Linked DNA regions of Homo sapiens: region 2 is linked to region 1. The links are chromatin loops, found by intact Hi-C in ENCODE. Cell type or tissue: endothelial cell of umbilical vein. All regions are shown on one strand. Links, peaks and the distances in the headings refer to the core of each region. The heading gives the core; the rest is flanking DNA.

Evidence for each region. Hi-C counts contacts between places; a loop is a spot of excess contacts. Peaks named below come from ENCODE experiments on the same cell type or tissue, not always from the same donor. Only the 100,000 strongest peaks of a DNase experiment are listed, where the experiment ranks them.
Region 2: it touches region 1 in a loop (5-fold over the local background); 1 of 110 quality-filtered maps calls a loop at or near these places.

Annotation. Positions count from the first base shown.
Region 1 is chr7:27,177,923-27,192,456 of GRCh38, forward strand. HOXA11-AS (HOXA11 antisense RNA) reads left to right here and starts at 7,486. Exons shown (of 2, transcript NR_002795.2): 1 at 7,486-8,341; 2 at 10,679-11,371. It overlaps HOXA10-HOXA9 (HOXA10-HOXA9 readthrough), which reads right to left and starts at 2,317. Exons shown (of 3, transcript NM_001433944.1): 1 at 1,724-2,317. The coding sequence starts at 1,733. It overlaps HOXA11 (homeobox A11), which reads right to left and starts at 7,310. Exons shown (of 2, transcript NM_005523.6): 1 at 6,514-7,310; 2 at 3,235-5,106. The coding sequence starts at 7,222. The coding sequence ends at 4,874. It also overlaps a transcript of HOXA10 not described here. RefSeq lists enhancers at 1,217-1,819, 1,820-2,421, 4,909-5,791, 5,792-6,673, 7,556-8,437 and 1 more. In endothelial cell of umbilical vein, for the core only: no CTCF peak of the experiment used is centred there; DNase peaks (open chromatin) are centred at 9,769, 10,919 and 11,489; H3K4me3 peaks cover 2,347 bases; H3K27ac peaks cover 2,500 bases.
Region 2 is chr7:27,865,128-27,879,661 of GRCh38, forward strand. The region is part of intron 3 of JAZF1 (JAZF zinc finger 1); the gene reads right to left. Among named protein-coding and RNA genes, the nearest start is that of TAX1BP1-AS1, 130 kb to the left of the region's middle. RefSeq lists an enhancer at 2,572-3,771. In endothelial cell of umbilical vein, for the core only: no CTCF peak of the experiment used is centred there; a DNase peak (open chromatin) is centred at 9,074; H3K27ac peaks cover 2,274 bases.

The DNA.
Region 1 (14,534 bases), core at 9,380-11,879:
CCGGGTAATAACCTGCCAGCCCTATGGGGCCAAAGTAAACACCAGGCCCATGGATTAAGGCCTTCGGCAAGGATTAGGCTGCAGTTCACTAGGTACTCCTTCTGAGTAGGCCCTTGTAAGCAGTGAGAAATAAACTATTATGAAAAACAAGTTCCTAATGAAAAGATACCAGGTCCTGAGATCGAAACTGCTAGTAAACAATTTATATCTGGAGGGCACTCTCAATGCTTTCAAGACTCTGAATTATCCAGCGGTGGAGTTGGGCTGCAGTCCCACAGAGGAAAAATAAAGGCTGCTTTTACATATCTGGCTTTAGCAAAAAAAGAAAAAAAAATCAGAGCTTCTCATATCCATGCATTTATGCATAGTTAGAAAATTTTTCCACAAGCAATGATGTTCTTTTCCCATTCATCTTTAAGAATGTCAACATTTTCAGGGATATTTGATGTGTCTGTTTTGAATCTATCAGGTGCAATCTATTACTAAACAACATACTTTTAAAGTTTTCTAAATCCAACCATTAAGATGGCCCTTCCCCTGTTAGGGAAGTGTTGGGGCCTTTTCACACACCCTTTGAATTGCAATATTCTTAGATTTGTTCATAATAAACAGCCTCTGGCCTTAGAACTGGAGGCGGCTCTGGCATTGTAGGGAGGGCTCCCGCTGCAGAGAGCAGCTCACTGGGTGGGCGCTCATTTCTTGCCTTGTTGCTTTGCTCCGTCATAGTTTGGGAGCCAGCCTTCAACAAAGACTAGTAACTATGATAGGCAAAATTTACGCAACAAACAGGCAGTGCCTACTTTCTCTGGGATTCACCCCACTCACCACGCACTGTATATTTGGGAAAAGAAAAAGATGTGGGAAACTAATGGAAAAATAGTAGAAAAAATTAAATATAGGAGAAAGAGGGAATTTGAATCGATCCTTCAAAATGTAATGGAATTTTTTCATTTAAAATGTGTTTGATGACAACCCCAATGGAGTGATTGCTCCGTCAAAATTTATCCTCGGTTCCAGCTTTTTAAAAAAGTATTAGTATTTACCAATACATTTTTGCATATTTGCAAAATATCTTCTACAAAAGATCTAATTTTCATATGTAAGAAATTGCTGCGAAATTGCAGCTGGGTTTATAACAGCGTACTCCAAGTATGCAACACAGAGACTTGTCTGGCACTCTCAAAAATCACATGCGACTTCTCCGAATTGGCCTTTTTCGGAACAAAGGTTTTCTCCAAGCTGCCGGGCAGACATAGAGATGCACCTAGTAGGAAACCAGTGACCTCCAGGACTTCTGCCCCTGGGAATAAGCTCGCCTTAGCGGCCGCAGACTTCTACCACCCCATTGTTTAGAATGGAAACTTTGTTTTCCTCAACCCGCGATCACCTTTTTTTTTTTTTTTGCCCTCCCACAACCCCCTATCGCAGCACAGCTGGAACACTTTCGCCTAGATGCCTCTCATCCCTAGCCCATTCTATTCTGTGTATTTCTACAAAATCGAAAGATTCGCCTTGAGTGAAATGCTGGCGCAAGGAGCTAAAATCCTCAACTTTTCTACTTAGGCCTCCCCCTGCTTTCCAACCTTAGGGAGCAATGGGGTGGGGGCTCCCTACCGCGTCACCCCACAAACCCAGCCACGTTCCCGAGAGCCCTGCTTAGACATCGGCCACCTCCCCACTCCCGCCCCACCAGACTGAAATTGCTAAACTTGTGGCCTCTTACCTTGACACATTTCCGAAATCACTGCCAAGGGACAGCTGGCTTCTCCGCGCGGCGACGCTCGCGAGGCCTAGCGAATGCGCGTTGCTTTAAATTACCATACCAATCACTTCTTGAGGGTGAGTCCCCTTTTTCTGTTATGAAGGGGAGCGGGACAAGTGAAATAATGTACCGTGCTGCTCTTAGTATCAGAAGCGAACAAAGGCCAAGAATCATGCTGGGGTTCCCGGCTCCCCGGCGGCTTTGACATTGATCGGAAGTGCGCCATCTCGTGGCGGCTGCGCGCCTAGGTTGGGCCGGAGTTCCAGCCCCGAGCCGAGAGACGGAAACCAGCTCCGGGCAGAGAGAGAAGGAGAGAGGAGAGGATGTGCCCAGCCCGCTGCTATTGAGATCTCATTTTTACATCTAAGAAATCGCTGCAAAACCCCAGCCGGGTTTATAGCGGCGCATTCCAAATATGCAAATTGGCCGGCCCCGGACGGGTTTACGACCACATTGTCACAGCCATCGGAGGATGGGCTTTTATAGGGCTCAGAAATCAAACCCGCGCCCGCCCGCCGCCCGCCCGCGAGCAGTCCTCCTGGCTAGACTCTCTCTAGCAACTTGAGAGACTTTGGTTAATCTTTAACCATCCCAAAGGAAGTCTTTCCCTAAACCCAGGCTTCCCAGCCCGCCCCCTCCCTGCCCCCCAGGAGGGCCCTTGTTCATGTCTGCGTGTCTGCCTATCAACCTAGACATTCATCTCTAGATCTGTCCCACTACCCTTTCAGCTCGATTTCCCCAGTCGCGCCAGTTAGACAAACACACAAACAAATAAACAGAGTGGGGTCTGGGGCCTCTCTCCAAATGCGACCCTATCTGCTGCTCTGGCCCTGCCTGGGTGGCTGAAGAGAGGGTGGGGTGGGCAACAAAGGGCTCTGTCCTTTCAGCCCTTCTCCTCAAGGTTATGGGTGATGTCCAATTTTAAGGCAGAAGTTCAAAGGCAGCAAACAAAGAGGAAATCGGCATCCTTTTTTTTTCCCCCAAAGGGAAAAAGCAGCCTCAGCTGGGAGCTGGGGAGAAAGCACCCTTAGAGGCTCCTGGGAGTCTGCTCTGCCTTGGAACCCAGACCAGGCTCCCTCTTGTTGAAGCCTCCACGGGCCCCCGGACGGTCCCACTGCAGGCCTACCTGTCCTGAGGTGAGCGAGGGCAGCCTGGGGTCTGACCTGTTGGCCACCTCAGGCCCCAAGGCCCTCTCCAGGGCTGAGATCAGTCTGAGGGGATAAAGTCCTATATTCCAGGCCCTGAGATACCACCCAGGTCCCCACTTCCCACAAGGACGTAGCCAACCACCTTGGTTTCCTAAGCCTGGCTTCTGTTGTAGCCAATTCCTGACTCAGTCACCTTCTCACCCCCTCAGGGGCCTGATAACTTGCTCCTCAACTAGGTAAGGCATTTTTTGGGGGGGTGGGGGGAGGGGGGCAGACATTTGGTAGTAAAAGGCGATCAGGGAGAGGAATGTCACACCAGGATACTCAAATTTCCACCGTCTTTATTTTCCTTGTGCCCAGTTGCCTGTATAAGTGCTGCAACACACACGGTGGGTAAGAACCAGAATTGAGGACAGGCCAACACTCCCAGTACAAATGGAGCCAACAGACATTTCTTAACACAGGGAGGCAAAGGAGATTCAATGGGAGGGTGCCTGGCTTTCCCAGATGAGATCCCCAGGCCGGCCAGGCCGACTGCCTCTGAGCATTTCCCTAACTCTTTCCAAATGTTGCAAGAGATTAAAAAGACCATTCTCAATACCTTTTCCACCCCCTCCAACACCCTAAAGGAAATCAACTAATGGCAAAAGAAAAAAGAAAAAGAGAAAGAAAGAAAAGAAAATTGATTATGGTTCCTTTATTTACAAGTTTTTTGAACACCATCCCTGTATGAAGCATACATTCAAATATTCTTAGCAGTGAGCGAGTTTAACCACGGAACACTGTAAACAGATAGGGCCTTTAAATATTTTCATCATCTCTTTTCCCCTCTACATTGCATCTTTTAAAATTCGCTTTGGTTCCTTCAGGGAAATATATATATATATAATATAATATTTATCTTTTAAAATAATTCCACCTCACTCTCAGGCTCTTGGAAGGTCACCAGAAGCTTCCAAGCTCAGTTCAAGAGCCAATGAGGGCTGAGTGTGGTGCTGGAACCCGGTGTTTTGGGGGACTCAAGGCCCTCATAGCCAAAGCTGGGGACCTGCTGGCCAGGCCCACTGCTCTGCAGCCAGACACTGAGCAAATCCAAGTTTCATTACGTGTGGTGGAGAGTTTGCCAAACTGCCACACTCCACAGCCATTTCCTGCAGAGATCTCAGGGGCCAGTGGCCTGGCTGCAGCCTCTTGGCTTTTCCACATCTCCCACCTCAGGGAACAGTCCACTCTGTGTCGAGGCTTTGGGCCTGAGTGGCAGGCTGGAACCAAGACCCTCATTTGGTAGAAAGAAAAGCCAGGTGGGCTGTAGGAGGCGGTGGCTAGGAACTCAGGGCTGGATCAGTGTGGTGGGTGGCTAGGAGGAGTGGAAAGACACTGATGCCACCTGGAATCATAGATTTCTTTTCCCACAAGGATTTGCAGCCCTCTTCCACCTCAAAGCTACCTCCAAGTCCAGCCGCTGTTCACATTGGCTTTGGAAAGCAGCCTCATTCTGGGCACCTAGTAATCCTACCCCTTCCTCCTGCCCCTGTCCCCAAGCTGAACTGGGCTTGGAGAGCACACAGCTTTTTTACTCAGGGGTCCTGGGGGTGGGTAGGCTCCCAGTAGAGGGAGGGTGTGGTGGGGTTAGTCTCCAGGGGGTCTGGCAGGGGCCCAATCCCCAGTGGAGACCACACCCAGCCCGCAGCTCTGCAGGCTCCAAGAGTGAACCACCAGGGGTCCCAAACCTGTCATTCTAGCTGATGCACAGCTCTCAGAATCCAATGATTATTAGGAATCTTAACCACTGAGATCTTAATCAAGAGAGTCCCAGACCACCTCCTGTGGGGCTATCTCCATGCATCCCTCTCTTGCACACCTCTTTTCAAAAGTCACCATGTGGCTTGACTTTGTCAAGGGCAAAATCTGCATATTATCTCATGTGTATGAAGCCCCCCACCCAATTCCAGCCGCTGGAGTCTTAGAGGAGTGGATTTGCTGAGTAGTACTGTAAACGGTCTCTGTTAATTTTTTTTTCCTTCATTCTCCTGTTCTGAAACCAGATTTTGACTTGACGATCAGTGAGGTTGAGCATGCGGGACAGTTGCAGGCGCTTCTCTTTGTTAATGTAGACGCTGAAGAAGAACTCCCGTTCCAGCTCTCGGATCTGGTACTTGGTATAGGGGCAGCGCTTTTTGCGGGTGCGTTGGCCACCTGTGGAGGGAGAAAAGGCATGGGGTGAGCCAGGTGTGGGGGCTGCAATCCACCCCAGAGCCCATAGCTGAGGAGAAGGGCTGCCATGGGGACTGGTGGTCCAGCCCAAGCCCCGTCAAAGTCTGCCCAGGCCCCTGCCTTTAACGCTCCGACTGCATGCTTGGAACGGCCGCAGTTGGAGGCTCAGCCACAGATAAAAGCCAGCTCCCTAAATAGGCCCCCGGGGAAGCTGCTCCCGCTGCCCCCAGAACAGAAAGGAGAGCTTCGCACAGCAACAGGCGAGTTTGCGCTGCCTAAGCCTCTTTGAAAGCAGCCAAGTGGGGGTTGCCGGCTGCCTCTCGCAGGCCAGACTAAACAAACAGCCGCCTGCGGACATTTCACCTTCCAGCACCTGGGCTGCCCCTTCCCAAGGCAGTAAAGGCGGCTCCAGTCCCAGTCTTTCCCGGCTGCGGCCAAGACTGGGCAGTCCTTAACATCTGGGGCGGCTGCCGGGTCTTTGTCAGCCTGAGTCCTGGCCACCAGCTTCTGCCTCCCCGGCCAGCCTTCCGGCTCCGCCGAGGTGGGGAGGTGGCGGCGGAAGCCCCCTACCCTAGGCCTTCGCTGAGCACCACGGCCACACGGCCATCCTGCACACGGCAGAGCAGCGGCTCTATCTTAGGTAGGGTGAAGGGAAAGGGGGCTTCCCGAAGCTGCGGGCAGGCTCTACTTGCTCCCCCTTTAAAAAAAAAAAAAAAAAAAAAAAAAAGACCCACAAGACAAAAAAAAAATCGCTTTTGACAGATTGAATAACAATTGTGAATAACATGCAGTTGGGCAGAAGGAGGCACGTAATTGCCACCACGCCAGAGGAAAATGGCTTCCTTTGGACAAAAAGGCCAACTTTGGGTTAATTTGTTCTTTTAATATATTGCTAGAGCTAAGCGGGCTACTTTATCTGTTAAACGCGCTCCTAGCGCCGTCGTTAAACAGCGACGCCTTTGAATCCCGGCCGGGACTGGAGTCCCGGCGCAACACATGGCTTTTATAAAAATCTCCGGATTACCTCGCTATCAAAAGCTCCCGAAGCCCTTGCAGGGGGAATTTACAGGCGCCCACCTCCGGCTCCCCAGCCTGGAGCTGGCCCCGAGCGGGGTCGAGCTGCTGGGCTTGGGAGCTGAGAAGGGAAAAAAGGGAAAAGGGGAGTTGTTTTTTTTTGCAGGCATGCCTTGGCCGGTGGGTATTTCACGGCCAATTTCAGCACTCGCCACGTGATCCCGCCTTTTATAACAAAGTTTTGTTGGGGGAAACCTAAAGGCCCTTCATAAACCTTATATGCTTATAAAACAGCATATAAAAATTTAACAGCGGTGCTGCGCTAGATTTCCAACTCCCCTTTCATAAAGCGCAGGGCGCTGCCTTTATACGTACTGGAGCCGCCGGCCTTGTCCTCAGTGTGGCCGGAAGACGACTCGGGGCTGCTGCTGCTCTCGGGGCGCCGCCGCCGCTCTTTCTCCTCTGCTGCCGCCGCCGTCTCCCGGCAGCCGCCGCCGCCGCCGCTGTCCGAACTTGAAGTTGCCGGCGCGCCCGTTGCAGCCGCCGCCGCCGCCGCGGAGGTCGCCGTGGCCGCCGGGGGCCCCTTCTCGGCGCTCTTGTCCCCGGGGTAGTCGGAGGAGGCGAGGTTTTCCGGGGTGCCGTAGGCTGTCTCGAAAAACTGGTCGAAAGCCTGTGGCAGGACGCCGTTCCTGCCCACGGTGCTATAGAAATTGGACGAGACTGCGGGGGTGGGGTGGTGGTAGACGTTGGCCGAGCTCTTGGCCAGCACGTCGCCAGGCACGCCGGCCGCGCTGGGCGCCTGCAGGCAGTCTCTGTGCACGAGCTCCTCCGCGGAGTAGCAGTGGGCCAGATTGCCGCGGGGGTGCCATTTAGTGGCGGGCTCAATGGCGTACTCTCTGAAGGTCACTTCGCGCACGGGTTGGACCTGGGGCAGGTTGGAGGAGTAGGAGTATGTCATTGGGCGCGAAGACGGGGTCTGGGGCAGAAAAGAAGGGAGGCTGGAGAAATCTGGACCCGAGACGTAGTAAGTACAACTTGGCAAATACATGTTAGAGGAGCAGGGACCACGCTCATCAAAATCCATTATTGGGCTACCTTGGGCTCTCCGCAGTAGCCGAGCTTAACATGATTCTCCACTGCAGCTGCCTCTTTGAAGCGGATCCGTGAAGTAGAAATTTGGAGACGTAAGCTGACGTGGAAATCTATCCCCATCCTTAGCAGGGAGGTGCTGGTCATGTGACCCGATGTTGAAATTGACAAGCTGCTAGCTAGTCCGGGCCTTTTCCCCCCCCCTTTCCTTTTTTTTTTTTCCTCCTCTCCCCTCCCTCCCGGCTTCCTTTCTTTGTAGCCACCTCAGGGGAAGCAACAGATCGTCACTCGGTGTTCTCACCGAAAGCACGTAATCGCCGGTGTAACTCATGTTGGCTGGGGGGCCTCCCGGCGCGCGCGGAGAGGCTGGGGTGCGCCCCCATGCAGCATGCTTGTGCTCAATTGCAGGGTCCTCGTTCTCGAGTGTGCAGAGGGCGGTGAGAGCTCAACTCTCGTCCCCACCTCCCACCCGCAGCTCCCCGGGTGGGTGAGGGATGCCCTGGACTGGGGATAGCCAGGTGGGAGTCCGTCGCTGTGTGGCCTGTGGTCTCGGAGTCTGTTCTCCTGGAGTCTCGCATTTGCACCCCCTTCTTCGCAGTCCCCCTCCCATAGACTTGCTCTGGGAAGCGCCTCTGCCTCCGACCCTAGCCGGAACCCCTTCGGGGCCAGAGTTTGAAGCCGTGGATGTGCCTGCCTGGTGGCTTGTCCGATTTGCACGGTGACTTGATTACACTCTCTCATTCATGGTCACTTCCGAAGCGCTTTAGTGCCTTCCGTCCCTAAACCGCCAACAGCCAGAACGGCTTCTCCCCGCGGTTTGTCACTGATCCGCAGGGCCCGGAAGGGCCTTCGTCTTACCCGGGATCCACCTCTCCCCTCATCTTCCCTGCCTACCTCTTCATCCCACCTTCTGTCCTTGGAGAAACTCCCTCCTCCTCGCTGCCTGCCGGGCTTCGGAGTGACTCGGCAGAGACAGAGGCACAGGGGCTGCCCTGCTGCTCACCGGTCCACCCATCTGCCTGGTCTTCTGGAGCTGAGGACTCGGGAAACCATGCAATTGAGGCAAGCCTTGGGCTGCTTTAGAGGCGCTGACATCCGAGGAGACTTCTCCTGGGTATGCTGCATCTTCGTGGGGGGCCCATCAGGCTGCTTACAGAGCTCCAGGGGTGTGGGGAGAATGGAGGTGGAAAGGACGGGCTGAGGGCCAAGGAGAGGTGGCTGAGAAAGGGGTAACCCACCTACTCTCCTACTCTCCTTCCTTGCAATGTGTGAGAGTGAAAGCAAGGGATGTGCAGGGCAAAAACTCAGAGAGCTCTGTGCCTTTCCTACTGCTCATTCCACAGGAGGAATACAATACCAGAGAAAGGAGAGGTGCTTCCCGAACTCCCTGCACCTGGGGAAACAGGGATGTCTTTAAAAAGCTAGGTTTGTGCTAAGGATAGAGAGAGGCCATAGCAATACTCTGAGTCTAGCTTTCTTGAGAAGAGGAAAAAAAATAAATTAAGAAGGCAAAATATGCTCCCCATCCTGCAGGATTGAAGGAGCAATGTTTGGAGGAAGCGAAAGAAAGGAGAGGACACAGAGCACAGAGCAGCCAGGCAGAGCCAGGAGCTGAGAAGGGCCCAGACCTGAGGCCTCCCAACAACTCTCTTCTTGGAAGGATCTGGGATGTTGCTGAAGGAAAATAAAAAAATATGTAAAAAGATAACCTTTTGTTTTTCCCTCTCCAGGAAATAGCCAAAGTTATTTACATATCTTGGGGAGATTTAGAGTATAAACTCTAAGATCTTTGGTATTTAAGTGTCAACATCGATTTATTTATTTATTGCTGAGCTGACTGTAACTGACTCAATAACAAATCTAATCGTGTATTGCACTGGAAAAGAAATATTCTTATTATGTATTTTCTCCAAATAATGGCCTACCATTGCATTTGAATACCTGCTGTAAATATCAATAATATGAAGTAATTACTCTGTAGTCGAGTAAACTAATTTATTAGCATTAATGTTTATGTGGCTCTCCACCTCCCCCCACCACCACCTTTACAAGGATTGCTTATCACAAATCAAGCTACTTGGACACATTGGTTTAATGAACTCTTTATTCAAGATTTGCTACAAGAATTTTCATGTCCTTTGAATCCCTGAGAACTGAACTTGAAATTATTTGTGCATCTTCAGCTTGACATATTTGTCCACTGTGGCTTGTCCAGAGGGCAGCAGTGCTGTGAGTGAGAAGGTCCAGTGGGAAGGAAGGTTATTGGAGAAGAGTAGCCTCAGACCTCCTAAAGCTGGGAAGCACATTTACAGAATTGCCCTGCAGCGAAAAAACTTCTATTTCCAGCAGTGACCAACAAGGCAAAATGTTTGTTTCTCCACAGCATCTCTTTTTTAGAGACAGAATATAAAAGACAGAAGGAGAGGTTTCAAACAGCGGTATTCGAGCTGTTCCCTGGCTTGATTTTGGCTATCCCAAGCTCTCTCTCTGCAGCCCACCCAGTCCACGCCACCCCTACCTTCGAACAAAAGGAATGCATGAAGGGTTTCAGTGACTTTGCCATAACAAAGGCGCCACCATTGCGGGGCTCGCCCCGCCCCTGGGTGAAGGCAAACAAATTCTTGCACTTGTATTAGGGCTTTTAAGACCATAATTGAACCCGGGGGCGTCTAGGAAAACCGAAAACAGTTCTAGACAGACCTGCGGTTTTATAGCAGTTTTGGCAGTCAACTTCAGCTTGTGCCTGAGCAGACGGGGTTGTGGTGGCCCGCCAGCGGGGGATGCCAGGCCACCTCCCCCAGCGGCACGCAGCCCCTCTCTTAATTAGATCGGTTTTCCCCTGGTGTCCGGGAGAGCGGTCCCGGCAGAAAGGTCGGTATGGGGGTGTGCGCTGTTCCGCATAACCACTGCCTCCCATGTCCTCCTCGAGGGCCGAACCGAGAGGGTGCTGGCAGGGCTGGATCCCACGGGTGTCCGCAGGAGACAAAGGCGAATTCCGGAGAAAAGGCTGGGGCTGAGAAAGGCGCTCCGGGAGCGGCTGGCAGGGCAATTCGGCAGGCTGCACCGAAGCCGAGTGCCCGGAGGGACTTGCCGCCCGGAAGGGGGTGTGTGGGGGCGCTGCCGTGAAGATGGATGAGGGAAAAGGTTTTTGATATCAGCAGAAGGGAAAACGCCTGGAGTGGCCGAACACTTTTAGTTGCCCAGCAGGAATAGGAGACGGGTACTCAGCTCCCCAAGGCTGCGCAATATCCCAGCTTTGCCCGCTCCTGCCCTCGTGTTCGGAATATGCTGGCGGTGTGAATGTGAAGGTTTCTCCAGGCAGGCGGCTGGGGCGAGGGGTGGGCGCAGCTCTGAGGATCAGACCAAATCTAGGGGAAAAAGGGGAGGCAGACCTTCGGGTCCTTGGTTTTGACTTTGCTCTGAGCCTATGATTGACTCTTCCGCTTTGCAGGAGGTCCAACAGCCGAGCTTAGCCCACCGGGCTCTGGGAAAGACCCGACTGAGGCTAAAGCCGCCCCGGAAGGCCAAGTCCGAGTTCCATTTCTTGAAGAGGCCGGCGCGCGTAAGGCTGTGACATTGGCCCTGGCGACTGGCTTCCCAGGAGCTGTTCTTTCTCAGGAGCTCCACAGCGCGGGCCATCTCCAGAAAACTGTCTTCAGAGTGTATTTCCTTTTATCGTCAACCCAGAGCCCCACCGCGGCTAATGCAAGAGGCCAAAAAATGTTTGGAGGAAGAAAAACAAAGGCAGGAAGTGGCGGCGGCCTGACGGTGCGTGTGTGTCTGCAGAGAAGGGAGGGAGCCGGCTCAGTCTCTTCTTGTTTTTCCAAACTTCAAGGTCCAGGCAGCCCTCTGCAGGGCCGGGCCCCATTGCTCCCCGCGCGGCATTGGAGGTGGCCGCCCGGAGAGGAGAAGGCCAACGCCTGCGCCAGGCTTGTCAGGCGGAAACGGCTAACAAGGAGATTTGGTCAGCAAAACAGACCCAGCCTTTCCGAGGCTTCGTCTGACTTGGCCCGAAAGGTTGGGGAGGGGGGGCTTGCGCAGAGCCTCAGGGACCCTCCTCTCTGGGGACTACCATCCCTGAGCCTTACGCTTCTTTCCACAGCCTTTGCAGGCGGAATATCGGAATAAAGTGGGTCCAGGCGCCTCTGCCGCCTCCGCTTCTTCTTGCAGCCTGAATGGTCCGGGAGGCAGCGGGAGGGCGCCGGCGGGCAGTGCCCAGGCGGGGTCGCCTCGAGGCCGTCGGTGAGCACCGGGCAATGCGAGGCCTTGTTACCGAGGTTGTTGTGCTGGGGGCGTTTCCAGCACAGTCATTCAAGGGACGTGAGCTGCAAGGATCGTCACTTGACAGGCGGCTTAACACCCTCTCACTCCAAGGGAGGATACAGCTGGGTGGCCGGGAGCACCTCCACACTCCAGGCTTCCCAGCTCCAACTGGCAAAGCTGCTGGGCCACCCTCTTCTCTCCCTGGGGCTGGCTTGGGAGGCAGCAGCTGCTCCTTGTCCCAGAAATCTGAGAATTCGAAGTCCCCAGTACTTGCACATGCAGCCCTTTAAATGCCCAGCATTTGTCCACAGTCTCAATGTCAATGCCAAGCTGCCCCAGTCACCACTGTCCTTCTCAAGGGGGTCCTGTCCCTCTACAGTTCCTGATCCTGCTCCTGTCCCCCCTACAGTTCCTGTCTCCTGCCCTGCCTCCTTCCAGCCATTCTCACCTGCTGGGACCTCCTGTCTCTTCCCTACCTCTTTTGATGCCTCTGCTAGACTGAGCAACAGCTGAGGTGCCACTGGAGGGCATCCAATACTCAGGCGCAGAGAAGAGGGGCTGTTAGGTCCCTGACTCTCCCCCAACTTCGGGCTTCCACCAGAGCCTGAACTGAGTCTCCCACCTCCTTCTTAGGAATACTCCACCTCAAGGCCCCACCAAGTCTGGCTTATCTCCCTTCCTCTCCCCTCCCTTCTCTACCCTCCTTTCTTCCCCAACACTTCCTCCTTCTCTTCTGCGGACCCAGCTGCTGCTTTTCTAGGCTGGGCAACCCAGATGGGATAGGCCTGGGAGGGGTCAGGACCCACTTGACAGACTGAATCTCACTCCCAGATGGCTACAGTTAAGTTTCTCTCTTGGTGGATTGCTTAGGGCACCATCATTATTTTGCCTCCTCCTGCTTGCCTAATCCCTTACTTTCCTCTGTCCACAAATGTCACACTGTTTCTAGAAAGCTACACAGAAGAGTATTTCAACCCTGGTGACCATACTGCACACAGGTGCAAGAACTGGCCCGGAGGCCCCGGGTAGAAATGGCAACAGAGCTCTTCTCCATTACAGGAATATCTCCTTCCAAATCAAAGGGTTCCTGTGGGCACATCTGTCTTATGTGGTGAGCTAGGGGAGATGGGTTGTCTGGGAAGGCCCAGGAGATCTCCACGTATTTGTTCTCAGGGCATGGCTTATTGCCAGATCATAGACAATCCATCACATTTTCCAGGCGCTGCCCAGAGGCAGCACTGAAGCTTCAATTAAAAAATCAAGAGATCACCTCTATCACTACCAGGTGGAGGCAGGGGTTAATTTGTCCCTTTGTTGAGACACCTCACCCTCCCCGAAGGTCCCCAACACTTCCTAAAAGCTCAGAAACAGGTAATGCCCTGAAGTGGACCTCATAATTCTGCTTGGTCTGACTGGCAGTTTCAGTCATCCTTCAAAGCCCCTAAATATCTGAAAAGGCCCATACCCTTCCCCTGGCCACTGCAGAGTGGGGCACAGGGCTCAGCTGAGGGTCTCAAGTACCTAAGCAATCTAGTTATCATTTACTTTAGTGGATCCCAAACTGAAGGGAGAAGAGAAGATTACTTCCTTTAATAACTATTTTTATTTTTATTGTTGCCAATTATTAGACTTCTTTTTCCTATAGCATGGGAACAAATGGGGTGGGGGAGACTTTGAAGGGCGAAGCCCTAGTTCTCAGTGTCTGCCTTCCATTCCCCATGCAGCTTTGGCCCAAACAGGTTTCCCAGCAGAGTGTGTCTGAGATAAAGAAGACAAAAGGGGGTGGCCCAACCCGAAGGTTGGCTCTGGTCCTTGGGTCTCGGTCTCTACAGCCGTAGCTCACAGGAAGCCCCCACGCCACAAAGCTCCAACTGCTTCCTAGGGCAGCTCCATTTCCACTCAGTGCTCATGTTGGCTCACATTCCAGGCTTGAGAAGAGCCATCACCCCATCCAGCCCTCCTCCCCTACACACCCTTCCAGGCAGTTCTGCGATGGGACCCATTCACAGATCATTGTTTCTGCTATATATGCCCCCACAGCCCAGCCCAGCCCATCCACGCAGCCCTAGGGGTACAATCCAGATTTTTGGCTTCCGCGAAAAGAAATCCTTTGCATGTCCTCTTTGGTTCACCTGGAGAGATAGGCTCAGCGGCAGATCACGCTTAAGCTAACGTTTACCGCAGGGCCTGATGCTCTGATCTGCTGGAGGCAGGCTATAGGCAGGGGGTAAGGGGCTCTCTCCCTCGCAGAGCGCAGTGAAGGATTCTTGGGGGCTGGGAGTCAGGAGTTTTTACCTTGGAAGAGTGCGCCTCACATCTGTGTGGATTTTAGGCAGGAGAAGAGCATCAAGGGTCTCACCAAAGGCTTGCCACTCACTGAGGGAGAGGCCTGGATTCTGGGACCCCAGGAGAGTCTCTCCAGCAGGGTCTTGGCTCCCCTATCCTCTTCCCTGCCAAGTCGGCCCTATGTTCCTACCAGGACCCAGAACTCCGATCCAGCCACGTCCTTTCCCCTGGGCTTGCAGGCGCTCCCTCTCGCCCCCGCTAGGCCTTAGCGGGCTCCGAAGTCTGCTGGACTGGGGCAAACCCCGCTCTTCTGGGACGGGGACACGGCCTGGGCCACCCGTGGCTGCCGGGACTCCTTTCCAACAGGGCTGGGGATGGGAGAGTTGGAAATCAAGAAAGAACCTCTGCCTCCAGTGCACGAGCCCAGAGCCCAGGCTACCAGAACCCGCTTGCAGCAAGGTAACTGTGCGTCCTGTGCCTTCTTGAGGCGGCGGCAGCGATCGGCCCTGACCATAGAGGCGGCCGTGGCGCGGAGGACTTGACCTTTACGGCACGAGAGGAGGGCGCTGGCTGAGCCGCAGGGAGGGGGACGCTGCTCTCTCCAGCCTCCTCCACCCAATAGCAGTCCGCTCGACCCACGCCAGCTGCGCGCTCACCCCCTTTCCCCCTCCATTTTGTGCAGTGTCCGCAGACCCGCGGCCGGAAACAAAGCCCCCAGCCCTGCTCTCACCACCCTTCTTGCAAGCTGCTGTCGCCAA
Region 2 (14,534 bases), core at 8,019-10,518, 690 kb after region 1:
GGGAGGTTGAGGCAAGCAGATCGCTTGAGCCCAGGAGTTCAAGACCAGCCTGGGCAACATGGTGAAATCCTGTCTCCACAAAAAATACAGAAATTAGCCAGGTGCAGTAGCACACGCTTGTGATGCCAGCTACTCAGGAGGCTGAGGTAGGAGGATTGCTTGAGCCTGGGGAGGTTGAGGCTGCAGTGAGCCATGATCGTGCCACTGCACTGCAGCCTAGGTGACAGAGTGAGACCCTGTCTCCAAACAGAAAACAATGACAAAAGAGATGTGTTCATGAAGCTTTTGTTTCAGGGGTGTATGTGCTCTCTCACAGAAAATGTAGTTCTTACTACTTCAAACAGTAAAAATCTTTAAAGCCATATTTAACCATCAGAATCTAGTTTATAGGATTTCTTTATAAAAGAACCAACATTTAACCCAGAAAAAACATACTACTGAATAATGGTATCCAACATTTAAATAGGATATAAAACAGGCTAACAGAGAAAGAGAAGGGGAGTTTTTGGCGACCATCGACAAGATGTTGTGTTAGCTAGGAGTACAGTGAGTGCCACCCACCAGCCCTCCCCACCAGGAACCTGAAGTTTAACCGGGGAGCAGAGCTGTTGCCAATCCAACTTCCGTAGCTTCAGAAGGGCCCAAGTAGAAGGGAGCTGACAGCCACAGACACGAAAGTGACAGATACACAGATTGATGGACAGTATGCAGAAGATTCCCAGCTGATTCAGTATCCTTTAGGACACGGGGCACATTCTTTGTGAATATTCTCAAGGGCAGTCCACCCTTGCTTTCTGAGCAGGTGACTTTGTTCTAGGGAACAGCCACAAGTCACTTGGGGCTGTTCTGCTGGACTAAGAATGATCATGTATGCGGCACTTTGAACTCCTTACTCAGGCCGTCATCAGGCTGCTACCTAGAATGGGTTCGCAGACAGGTTCAAGTCTTGCAGCACAACCTCAGCTCGTCTTCATCGAGTGAGGGCAGCACTGCCGGCACTGAAAGGATGGTGCTCTGTGACACAGTGCACGTAGGCATTTGTATGTAGTATGGATATTTTGTACTTAGTAATTTTGCTTACTTAACAGACACTACAATTTCTATATGATAAAATGAAAGGAGCCACAATGATGATAGGCCAGATTGCAATGTGCAAAGGTGCACACAGAACGGCTTCATCCTTCCATTAACCCTGATGAACACAAAGACACAAACTCAACCCAACTGTCCAGAGCCCACATGGTGAGGTGGCTAAGAGAGGCACTTGGGAGCAGGCATCCTGTGCTTCATTCTGCTCTGTTCTGACAGTTATCTCACCTCTCCACACCTCCATTTCCTCATCTGTAAAATGGAAGTAATATTAGAGCTAACCTCACAGGGCTGTGGTGAAGATTCTGTGGTTTCATAAGCATATTTAGGTTGACTTCCAGCACACAGTTAACACTATATTAGTGTTGGTTGCTATAGTCCTGTTAATCAGTATTTTTAAATTAAATGTCTGGATTTGAACAACGACCAAGGAACCACAAAGGCCTAACAATAATCTAATTCGAATTATCTGCCTATAATTAGTGGACTAAAATGTCTAAAATGTAGTTTACATTTCGAACACACTCGATTACCATACTGCTTCCTAACGGTGTTGGAGAAACATAATGTGCTGATTTAGGATTATATTGCTGAATTTATTTTCATTAATCCATTCACATTAGTGGAGACCTGGGGATAAAGAAGACACGCTGTCTCTCTGGCCTCGAGGTGCACGATGCAGAACTTGGGTGGGCAGACTGCATCACACCGTGGAGGAATGCAAGGTTGGAGATGGCCCAGACACTAAGGGAGTGCCTCACTCTTAACGACATGACTTCTGAAGGCAGTGAGAGTGAGTACTGTCTTTGTTGGACCAACTGCTGCTTGTGTCTGCACTGCGGCAGCCCTCGCCGGAGCTTGTTTTGGTATGATGATTTCCTTCTTAACTGTGAAATAAAATGTGCTATATTTATAGAGGGTACACCTACAGACAGGGTGGATATTTTTATGCCAAGAGAAAGCTCAAAAGGAGGGCTGGGAAAGGGAGGATGATTGATATAGAGAAAAATGTTGCAATGATCAAGATGAGAAATAATTAGGGTCTGCCAGCCAAAACCAGTTTCTACTACATCAGAGTAATTGTCTCTTCCAAGACATAGCATATGACATGAAAATGCACCAACAGAAAATAAGCTGCTTCTCTTGAGAATAATGTCGTGAGAGTCACTGAAAGTTCACGCAAATCTCAGAGATTGCCCATAAAAGCTTAGTTTCACACTTCGTCCCATGGGGAAACTACAGCCTGTGCCGCATGAAAAACGAGTTTTATGAGAGTACTTCTGATTTTTAAGAAGGCTATTTGGCTTCCTAACAGGGCAGCTTCCTAAGAGCACCAGCAGTGTCGCTTTTACATATTGCATGTACCAGGCAGGCCTCATAACCATCAGGGCTGCATTTCAATCTGGTAAAACGTTATGCGGGTGACAAACTTTGACATAAGCGATTGGGAGAAACTGCAAGGGCAAGAATTTCCCACTCAAAGAGATCGTTTTAAGAATGAGATCTAAAAATCAGTCAGAATTTTACACTCCAGGCATGACAACAAAGACCGAGGGAGAGGTAGACAGCGTGGCTGTCACTGCTCCCAGTGCCATTCATGTCCTACATGCTTATCTACTAAGCTTCTCTTAGACATGGGCATTGTGGCCAGTTTCAGAGGGCCAAGGTCTCAGTGGGAGTGCCCAGTGACCCTGGCAATGCTTTTCCTGTCATTTCTATTTCTTTCGCAGGATCTCGCCTGGTCATGAGAGGACACTCTGTGACCGACTAGCCTGGGTTCCATGTTGGTTTCTTCATGGACTCGCTTGGTGACTCAGGCAAGACATTCAATTCCATTTGCCATTTTCTTCTCTTGCTACAGAGCCCACTTCAGAGGATTCAATGAGTGAATACGACAACGGTGCTTGGATCAGTGCCTGCCATACTGTCAGCACTAGTCGTTACTATTTTCACTGGTTGAACAGACACGTGAGTTCACACATGACACCATCTATTGGGATGAGTCACGTTGCTTGCTCAACAACTTTAAGGCCTAGGATCAGTGACAGAACTCCAGGAGCAGCGGGGTTAACACGGGTGACCAATTTCTCCTGCCCACTGTCACTCACATGGCCCATGCCTGCTCCTGCAGATGCCGTTCCCCGGTCCTCACCGCAACTCCCTGTGGGGTTGACTGCCGCTTGCTTCTCCCGCTCCCATCCCCCTCTCCAGATTCCTCCGCCCCTGCATGGGCCGCCTCACGGGGGTTTCTCACCATCCACTCTGAACAAGGCGTGGAGTTGCTTGCTCCAGCCTGGCTGGTCGGCTCCCCAGCTGCCCTGCCCCAGCCTATCTAGGTGACAAAGGCATGATGTCACTTCCTCTGAAGACTGGATTCTTCTTTAATTTGGACACAGTGGACTTCAAAAGTGGCACTCAGATTTCCCTGTTGCTGTGACTTATAAGCATTAACTCTGGCAGTGAGAGGTTGCCTCCTGGAAAGAGAGAGCATGGTACCCAAGTCAAACTGCCAACATTTAAACCCTGTTTGTGGGATCTTGGGGACTTACTCCTTCAAGCTCCAGTTACCCCACTTGAAAAATGACAACCACAACAGTAGCTCACTGTGGCAAGGATACAACTAATACATGGAGAAGGCTTTTCACGGTGCCTGACAGAGAGCAGTAGCTCAGTCTAGACCCTGGGCAGATTGGTCACACCAAGAATGAAAGGGACGATATTTTTCTTCCCCAGAATAGAGGTGTGTGGGCTCTTTCCTCCACTCTTGTCCTTTGTTCATTCAACTTCAGGGCCTCTCTGGATACATGTATTGTTATGTATTGCTACACTGGAAATCCTGCATTCACAAGTTGCAAACTTCTCTGCATGTTCATAAAATGTCTTGTGGAACAGAACGATGCCACATAAACACCACATAGTGATAAGCAAGAGGTTTTTACGTGGTTTGGTAATAAGACTAAGTGTTATTAGACCTCTATTCAGGGCTGAAAAACAGGAACAGTCATGGCCTAATAAATCACACCTATCAGTTCCCAAACAAGCGGCAACAGAAATAAGGGAGGACCCCGCACCCTGCTGTGAATGGAAATGCGATGAATGACGTATTTACCAGTAGGACTCCAAAACCATCAGGTGCTTCCATTAGGTTCTGCCTGAACTACGGGTGGCCAGTTTGGATAGTAGTTTCCATTGTAATAAATGTGGACAGACTAGGTATTTTGGGGACTCTAGACAGCAGTAGCTCGACGGCACCAACATGGAGGTACAAACATCTGCAGCATCAGCTGTGCCATCCCCCTTCTCCTCCCCATGCTTCCGAGACAGATGATTAAATGGACACAGGCTTCTATTTGGGTCCCTTCCTAGTGTGGTGATCCCATGCAGGAACCAAGGGGTTGCTTCTGGCCTGTTTTCCAGAATCACATCCAGGACGGGGCAGGCCAGGAAGATGTCCCACCTGCCACTCGTAATGTGCAGTAGGAAGTAGGCTTTGTGTAAAACAAAAATAGAAACACGGCAACAAAAGACACTATCTCTCTGTCCTTCTGCCATTTCTTCCCTTCTAGGGTTAGGAAATGGTATTTCTACCAAGGGCTGACTTTCTGTGCAAAGTAAAGGGAGGCTGGTTTGAATTTCTGTGTCGTATTTTCCTAGCCCCTCCACCATCAAGCCCTGCCTCCCTAACTACATTTATTTTATTTTGAGATGGAATCTCGCTCTGTTGCTCTGTCGCCCAGGCTAGAGTGCAGTGGCACGATACTGGCTCACTGCAACCTCTGCATCCTGGGTTCAAGTGAATCTCCTGCCTCAGCCTCCTGAGTGGCTGGTATTACAGGCGCACACTGCCACACCCGGTTAATTTTTTTTTTTTTTTTTTTTTTTGTATTTTTAGTAGAGACTGGGTTTCACCATGTTGGTCAGGCTGGTCTCGAACTCCTGACCTCATGATCCACCCACCTCAGCCTCCCAAAGTGCTGGGATTACAGGCGTGAGCCACCATGCCTGGCCCCTAACTGCATTTAGAAAGCCCCCATAAGCTCATTTCCTGGGGTCTTGGAGGAGGTACTGGTCCTGCTGTGCCTCTCCCTCCAGCCCCAACTTGCTCACTGCCCCTGGCTCCGGCTCTGCTACCTGTGTTCTGGCCATGTCCCATCCCTTTCATGTATGAATTCCACATCTGCTTTAAGTTCCAAGTGGGCTGGGACCCTGTTTGATGAGTCTCTCCTACACAAGTCCCAAGTATGCCATCAGTACATACTTTCTGATAGATTTTAAAACACTCAAGCTTGACCTATATACAATGTTATCACTGTGTCATAGAATAATAATATTTCAAGGCTGGAAAGAACCTCAGATTTCCTGTGCCAACCTCCCCTCTTACAGAGGACAAGACCAAGGGCCTGGGGAGGGGGTGACCTGTCCCAGGTCACATACTCAGCAAAGGTCCAAGCAAGGGTGGAAGTCCGGCCCCCAGGTCACTGGCAACCCCTCCAAGGTCCTGCTAGTGGCTGCCCAGGTCAAATAAATGGGAAACCAGCATTTGCAAGCCAGGTGACAGAGCCCTCCTGAGTCACAGATGCTGCTCGGGAGGCTGCTTAAAACTCATTCTCAGGCATACACCAGCGCACGCATCCAGTACTCTGTGATTGTGTCCACCCAAACAAGCTGCTTATCTACTTTTCTGAACATGAGGTTCGAATAGGGAGTGCTTTTGAAAACTCCAGAGTAGTTAGCAATGCTTCCTGGATGATTTTGACTGGGTTCATGTACCCCCAGCCACAGTACGTATATGTAGATGCAGTTTCATGAATAGAGGAAGAATACCAGGTTTAAATGTGTCTCTTAAACCGTCATTGTAACGAGAAGTTACAAGTTGGGTCCTGAGGGAAATAAAAAGGAGAGATTTTCCAATTCTAAGTTCTCAAACCACTGAATAACTTCGCTGTTCCTCCTCAACTGGTTTGGAGTTTGATTTGAGACCAGCACTAAATACAAATGGCTCATTTTTCAAATCAATCTTGATCTAGAGACATACAGGTCAACCTTGGGAAAGCAAGGTCAGTGCTGTGTGCCAACGGGGTTGTGACATCTGTAAGGAGATGATCACAATCTTTAGCCAACCTCCCATTTGTCAGCTCAAGTCTATTAACTGTTTCTTCCCTTGCTTTGTTTTGCTCTATAAGGAGAATACCACTTTTCATCTCAGAACAAACCAACGATATGTCATCCACAGATGTCCTAATGGGATAATCCATGTGTCACAGACAATAAGGAAAGTACTTTCCAGTTAGCTAAATAAGGATTAATGAACAGATACTCAGCAAACCTTCGGGGGAGACACAGACAACCTCTGCAATGGGTAGTGTCATCAATGTCCAAGAAGCCTGCACAGTATGCATTTGTAAATGGCCATTTCAAACTGCTTCAGGGGCAAAATTTTCAAGTTTGTGCATCCAAGAGAAATGTTTTCTATGTCTATATTTTTCTAAAAAGTGAAGGTTTAGAAAAACATGCTTCGAATGTTAATTATATGATGATCCCAATCTTTTGGGGTGGGTTCTAGAATTAGAAGCGTGTGAAGGGTATATGGTTCAAGTGGGCAGAACTTTTTCTGCCTCAGCCGACTGTCACACGAGAACTGTCAAGGATGGAAGGTGGGGAGACACACATGTCAAGGATGGAAGGCTGGGAGAAAGTGGTGGTACTATCTGTGGCATGTGCTCCGTTCAGCGGGGCTCACTTCAGAAAATGCAGCTGAAACACTTCTGAGGTGCTAAAGCAAATTGTTATAATGTCACTGCCTATGGTGCTGTTGAGGCTTTATAGCCACAGAGCGCCCATAGTCTCTGGAAGTCATTCTGCATTCTCACATAAACTCGTCCCCGCCAGCAAGCTCCATTCTCCACAGAAAAAGGCCTTTCAATAATGAACAGCCGTCTGTTCCACAGAGCACAGGAAAAACATGATAAACCAAGTCACACAGCCTTGGCTGTAAACATATTCTTACACAAGATTTCTCCAACTCCATATAAAGAAAAAAACAAGCTATTAACCACTTGCAGAACAACAACAAAAAATGCATTGGGTTTCCTGCAATTAAGCTGCAATGTTTTACAGTGCAATTTTATTTATAACTGAAAAAGAGTAAATAAGTAAATATATAAAACGTCGAACAGACCCCTCCCGCCAAAGGCTTTTTCTGCAAATTAACTTAGCAGTAATAAAACCTGTGCCAGCTGGAATCCTTCCCCTGTGCTCTGTGGCAAGGGCAGCCCACGCGGGTATACGGCTGAGAAAAAACACAGTAGGGCATTTTCTACCTTCAGCCAGGGGATGTTAACTCAACTTTGGCAAGTGTTTAAAGATTTCTCTCTCCACATGTTCAAGAAAGAATTAAAAACAGTTGAACTGGGGAAAATGAACATCTGTTACTTACTTACACTCACAACCACAATGAAAAACATTCACAATTAAAGCGATTTTGCTTCCCTGCTAGTTGCAGCTGTAATCTTGGGTTAAAAATATAAATGCGGAGGCTCCTTATTGTCTTTGGGGCTTTCTTCTTCAGGCTGCTTGTAAAAAAGGTAGTTTACTTGGGTTCGATTTTTTTTTTCCCATTGGAATAACAATATCAGGAAACAGGTCTGCATAAAAAGATAGGGGATGGCAACAAAAAGTACCTACGCAACGGAGCCTTGTTTTATGAAGCTATGAACCAGTAGTCAATAAGTGTTTTATATTTGGGAGTTAAATACACTTTACAGCTGTGTAAAAAACCAGAGCCATTTTGGGCCAAACATAAACATTCCAGCGTCTACAAAGTTTACTTATATTAAGCGACGGGGTAGGTTTCTATCAACTGGGAGGGATTTGTGCGTTATGCATGACAGCACTGAAAAGCTTCCACATCAAGTCATTTCCCGTCCAACATGCAGAAATTTCATCAAGAAAATCAAATCTATTTCCGACAAGGTCTTCATACTTCCACCCAGGCTAATGAAATAACCTCCTAACTGATATGCCAGGATCTAGTCTCTTGGCCCTCCAATCCATCCTCTTTCTGGCTGCCACATTCAACCTTCCTCCAAATAGCTGCAATCCATATCGCTCTTCTTTGATTGCATTAGTTACTTTGCTTATTAAAAGTGGCTCCACTGCCAACTCTATTAAACACAAATTCCTTAGCGTGGCATTTAAGGTCCTTATATCTATGCATATGCTTCCCGAACCCAACACACCAGTTCACTGGTGTGGAATGGGTCCCCAACCATCCCCTGGCTGGCTGTCTAGGTTTTTCTGGCTTGAAATACACAACACTCAGCCCACCCTCTACCCTTTCCTGCACTCATTCTTGAAAACCTCTCAAATGCTACTTTCCCCCGGTCATTGTTAACTGAATTGTTGCCAGTAGATGTGCCTACTACCCCTTTTAACCATGATAGCGGTTCACTGAAGGCACTGAGGTTGAGTCTCCTAGGAGCTTTATTTACACCTTGTCTTCCTCTGTGACTTCACTGCCATCTCTCTGAGCGTGGCTCATCTTTGCATCCCCTCCAGCACTCAGTGCTGGGTCTTCGAGGAACAGCCATTAGAGCCAGTTGCCTGTCTCTCTTCTAGAGAGTTGGTGGAACATTTCCTGACTCCACTCTGATATGCTGCTGAGAAGGTAGACTGAGACACTCTGATGCAATTATTATATGGACTAAAAACATCAGACTTCCACCAGGATCATGTATAATTCAGTCAAACAGATTTGCCAGGCGTGGGTTCTAATTGGAATGGCAATCATAAGCAGTCTTTCTCCTTGGTCAGGCCAAGAAGGAATTAATTTGTAACTCATTAACATTTATTTGGAGGAATCTTAAACCATGGTGGGAATGAGTTCATCTCCAGCTGGGCGCAGGGCCTTGCTGCTGAAGGTCCAAGGTCACTGCCCAGGAAGGCTGGCTCAGCCTTGGAATGTGTCCATGGGCTCGTGCCAGCCCTGGCCCTGATCCCACACCACAGAACCCATGTGGCTGAAGGAGCTGAGGCTGGGAAAATCCCCAGGGAGGGGGCAGAAGACTGTTACGTCCTTAGCAGAACATGAGGCTTTTTCTGAGGTTCTGGAAAATAAGTCTGGACAGTTTTCTTTCAAAGTGGTATGGTTCAGCACACCTCTGCCCTCCTTTGCCACCCCCTCAGGAACAAAAACCAGAAGTGCAGAGGGAGCTGTCATGTTATTCCTGGCCCAACGAGAGCAGGAAGTGCCATAAATCTCTCAAGACAGCCTAGGCTCATGGGATTTCCAGAACCAATCTGTCGATTTATGAGAATCAGATCATTCAGACAGACATCCGAACCTTAGATCCTTATGAAAAAACATTAACATACAGGACATTCCTGTCACTTAGGAAAACATTATTCTTTCAAAGTTCCTCCCATAGAACACATCTAACATCTAGGAGAAAAGAGCAAAGAAGCATGGCCTGAATCAGGCCAACCACTGAACCTTTAATCGAGATCCTTATCTGGGGAAATCGCTAGCAGCCTGCTGGACAATGATCAATGAGGGCTGGCTTGGCGTGGCACTGCCTTGGGCCCTGGGTGGGAAGGCTGGTCAATAGCCTTTGGGATCATCAAGCCTGGCCCCAGAAAACAGAAAACAAAGCAGTGGCTTGCAAACACTACCTACAGATGATGTTGGACCGGCAGTGCTGGAGCGCCGGGAGCTGCAGAAAAGACCCGAGGTCCAGGCTCTATCCCTTGGAATTTGACTTGCTAGATTTGGGGTAGGTCCCAGAGAGCCGTATTTTGAAGGTCACTGGGAAAAGCTTGGGAACTATTGAAATACCATATATTGTGACAGAGGCGGTCAGTGATTTAAGACCATGTCTTGATTCTAAAAGATAGTCCTTGACTGTAGGCTGCCCCTGAAAACCTGCTTGTCTCCCATCCGTGCAAGAAATGGCCCAGCCTCCACTCGGCTGCCTGGGAGTCTTTCTCTCTCGCTTTCTCTTCCAGCCTCATCCAACTCCCATCGGCTCTACTCCAAAACATTCCGAGTTCATCCGCACTTCCCTGCTCTGTGATCCTCGTCCCAGCCTTACATCACTTTCCTCTTTCCTCGGCACAGCTGGAATAGAGTCCCTCTTTTAGCCATTTTTACAGCCCCAATCCCAGCAGTCATTGGTCAGTCAGAATAACCTTTTAAAAATGTGAAGCAAACCATGACATTCCCCTGTTTAAAACCCTCCCTTAACTTCCCCTCAACGTAGCAAAAAGTGCCAACTCCTGTCATCTGGGCATGTTTCCCCCACCCCACCCACCAGACCTAGCTAGCCTCACACTCCTGTTTTTTCTCTTCATCTAAGAGGTACTCATCCTTAAAGCTCAGACTGGGCATCATTGCTTCCAAGAGGTCTCCTGACTCTTCATCCAAGTCTGGGCTAGGCAGGTGCCTGCCCTGCATGGGCTCTGAGCTCGTCCCTATCAGAGAACTGTCCACCCCATGTGAATCTTACCATCTGTCTCCCCACTAGTCTCTGGGATACTGGGGTTATGTCTTTTATCTCTGTACATTCATTAGGTACACAGTAAGCACTCAGATGTTTGTTCAGTATATTAACCAGACCTATCCTAGTTATACCTGGAAAACTAGTAATTATCCTAGGAGCTAAAATGAATGTTATGGAAGGACACACAAAGGAATCACATTTCCTATATTTCCAGTCATTCCTAAGTCCTCAGAGGCAGCAGAGGAGAGCACTCAGGAGTCTGCTTTGCAGCAAGGCAGCCCTGGGTTAAGATCCAGGCACCAAAACTTCCTAGCAGTGTGGCCTGGGGCATGTTACCTAATGTCTCTTACCTTCTGGTCTACATTTGCATAGAAAATGGGTGTGTGAATGACCTGGTTAGCCAAGTGCCCAGTACATCCTGGGTGTCCCCGCATGGTAACTCACAGCGTTGTTCTTACTCCTTTAGGGGGCTAACCCTCTAATGCCTCTGGCCAAGGTGGGGTGGAAGGGACAGAGGGTCTCTCTTCAACCTGCTTCCAGAACTGTTTTATCTAATACAGCATAATTCCTGATTTGTTTTCCTCTTTAGGTAATCTTGATTTTTGGTATTTCTGAAAAGTCAACTCTACTGGACTCTAGAATAGCTTTGGTCATCTGTTTCCACCTTGACTCTTGGGAGAGCATCTGATAGGACCTCGAGGGGCATACCATCCCTTTCTGCCCTTCTCCCTCCAGAGTGCACGTTTCCATTTTCCAGTCCCATTAACACCACCGTTATCACAACTGCTAGGATTTTGCTAAGTACTTAAAGCAGAAAGAGGCCTGGATTAGAATTCTGAATCCTTTTAATCTCTCTCTAGGTAAGTTTTGCCAGCCTAGTTTCTTAAAATGTCAAGTATTAAACTGCTTTTATCTCACTAATTAATAATTAGCTTTGGCAAGCAAGAAAGTAAAAGGCATGGCTGGATCTTTCTCAAAAATAAGATCCCGGATAGCAGACTAGGTATAAAACGCAAGGTGATGGCAAGATCATTTGGATTCAAATAAAGCAGAAATCATGAGCTGAGTGTCCTTCCTCAGAGGATGGAACTGGGCGGGAGAGTTTCCATTACTCTCCCTGGAGAGAGGTCTGTGCACTGGTGGGTTTCCACAATGAGCGCTCTATACTTGAATGCCCTTAAAGACTAGAGGCAGTCTTTTCTATTGCTGCTTTGTAGCTTGGAAATCCCAGCTAGAGATGACTTTATGGGGTTGTATGGTCTAGACAAGAGGGTTACTCTTTGGTGAAATTGCTCCTTGGGGAGGTTACTGTGAAAAATTCCCATACAACTAATTAGCATTCAGAAGGGCAGGCTACCGAGAGGGCGCTAGACTTTGGCAGAGGCCGCTGCTGGAAAGCCAGCATCCCCAGCTTTATCACCGACCACGTTTATTTTCTTCCGTCAAAGCAAGGACAGGAAAGGGGAACGAGAGAGCTAGCGAAAAACACAACTCGAGGTAATGGTGGAGAACAAAAAATGAAGCCTGCCCATGGCTCCGAATGAGAGGTCAAGCCTTCTCTGAGAAATATGGAAATACCAAACTTTTTTTTGTTGTATATTTTCTACATAAAACATTTTCAGCTTTCTCAGCAGCTTCAGATCTTTGGAAGCGAACATGGAAAGGTATAACGGTCTGAACGGGGTATGGGGTAAAATGCTCCCCCAAATGTCAGCAAGTCATAGTTTTAAAACCCAGAGGAACTCACAACTATTTTCACCTCAGGTTTTACAGGGCCAATAGAGGTAGGTGGTTGTATGTGTTCCTTCAATATGGGGAAGAAATAACTTTCACCTACCCTAGGACTGAGCCAAGAGAAAACACCTGTCTAGAAAGCCTTGGGTTCTGGTCAGCTGACAAGTGGCCTCTGTGCAGGGATGTCAGCCTGTGCTCCCGAGTCTCATATCCAAATGCAAAACCCATTCTGGCAAGTCAGCATCTTCTCCAAGAAGCCCTTGGAGACCAGCCCTGCGCAGTGGCTTTCCTTGCCATACGTGCTCTCAGATGATCTCACACTTACACAGACGTGGTTTTTTCACGTCTACGTTATTTGTGGGGATGCAGTTTCTTCTTCCTGTTGAGTTCATCAGGGTGTGGCACCTTCTCCACCTGCATTTCACCCTGATGGCCCTATGATTGTCTTGCACACTAAGTGCTTCACACCTAAGATGGAATAACTTAAGTATGCAAAGGGGGACCATCTACAAAAGAAGCCATATTTTAAAAAAGCATTTTTCTTCCTCTCTGTGGTTATGCTCCAGACATGGACTCTGTATGCATTCTGTTGATGCCGAGTCTGCAAGTGTTCCAGGGTCTGCAGGCCCAGAGGGAATTATATAGCTATGGCTCGATGGGGTCTCAGGAGTGAACTACGAACATGATGCAGTGTGATTATGGAAACACACTTGCTGTTTTGTAGTGGCTGGAATGTGACTGAGAGGAATAAGCACTACAGTGGGAATCAAGAAGCTTGGACTGTGGTACTGTTTTATGCAATTTAGCTACATGTCCTTGACTCTACACTTATGAAGAGATGAGCCTAGATCACTTGTAGCCTTCCAAATTTTTTGACCATGATCCATTGAAAAATATATTTTACATTACAACTCAGAAAACATCTAACACACACACACACACCCCATTTCCCCAGGTAATACTTATCCTTATGGAGTGTGAAACACTCTATTTTCTGTTTTTTTCTTGTCTTTCTAAAATGCTGGTTATATCTTACCAATTAATTTCATGACCCATCAATGAGATGTGACTTCAGTTTGAAAAAAGTATCCAAGATGATCTCTGCATAAATTTCTGGTTCCCAAATTCCATATATGTAAAGATCTGATGCTATTTCATGCCATAGTGTTTTTCCTTCTTTGTTTTCTTTAATCGGGAGGAGTTCGGGGCAGTAACGCATTTTGTAAATTTAGGAGTGTTAAGGAATGACAACTTCCATAATGAAGCCATTGCCTCACCTGCCATTCTCCCAAGAATTCTCATCTAAGTGGTGGAATAGGGAATGGAGTCACTCTCTGGCCTCTTTGACTATCATTTTAAAAGAGAGCAGTAGGTGGAAACAGCCCCCTTCCGTTCATGTCACTAGAATCCCTGTTCTTACCAGGCAACAACTACTGAAATGGTTTGCAGCTTCCCCATTTTTAAGACATACATTATTATTTTTGTTGATCTGTTTTCCATTCTTTTGAATATTCTGAGGACATTTGTACCGAACACAAAAGATGAACAGGAAGATCAACAACATGTTACAGCAATGCTGCTACTCTGTCAATGCATAGATGGAGGCCAGAGATCTTAACACAGAACTCTCAGGAGTCTCTGAAACCTGTAATTCTTTTATTTCCAAAACATATGCAGTAAGACACGCATTTTAGTTGTTTTCTCATAACCATGATATTTTCACACTGACCTTGAGGGTAAGGCCAATCTTTGAGAATGTGATTTGTCCTATGTGTATGTTCCATTTCTTCATATCAAGCATCCTCTCTTTTCTGAGAGTCAAGGGACCACATTACCTGTTGTTTGACATTTAGCTAGCTTCAAGGGCATGGTTCATGGCGCCAGGATGAAGCTAAGTCAACTGGCCCACATGAGAATTAAACCCATGACCTCAGACTTATTAACACCATGCTCCTATCACCTGAGCTCCAGTTTGCAAGCATCATGAACAGAGAGGGAAATGACTTCTTATAAGACAACAATGAACAGGTATGCAGAACTGATACGCTTTAGTATCTTCTCTAAGATACTTAATGAGTTAGTATCATTTAGTATCTAACTTCATCATGGTGAATTTTAGGGAGACTTTCAACACAATAATGGTCTAAAACTTGGTGGAATATTAGAAAGTAACCATTTAAAAGGGTGGGGCCTGCTCAAGATATAGGGTCATGA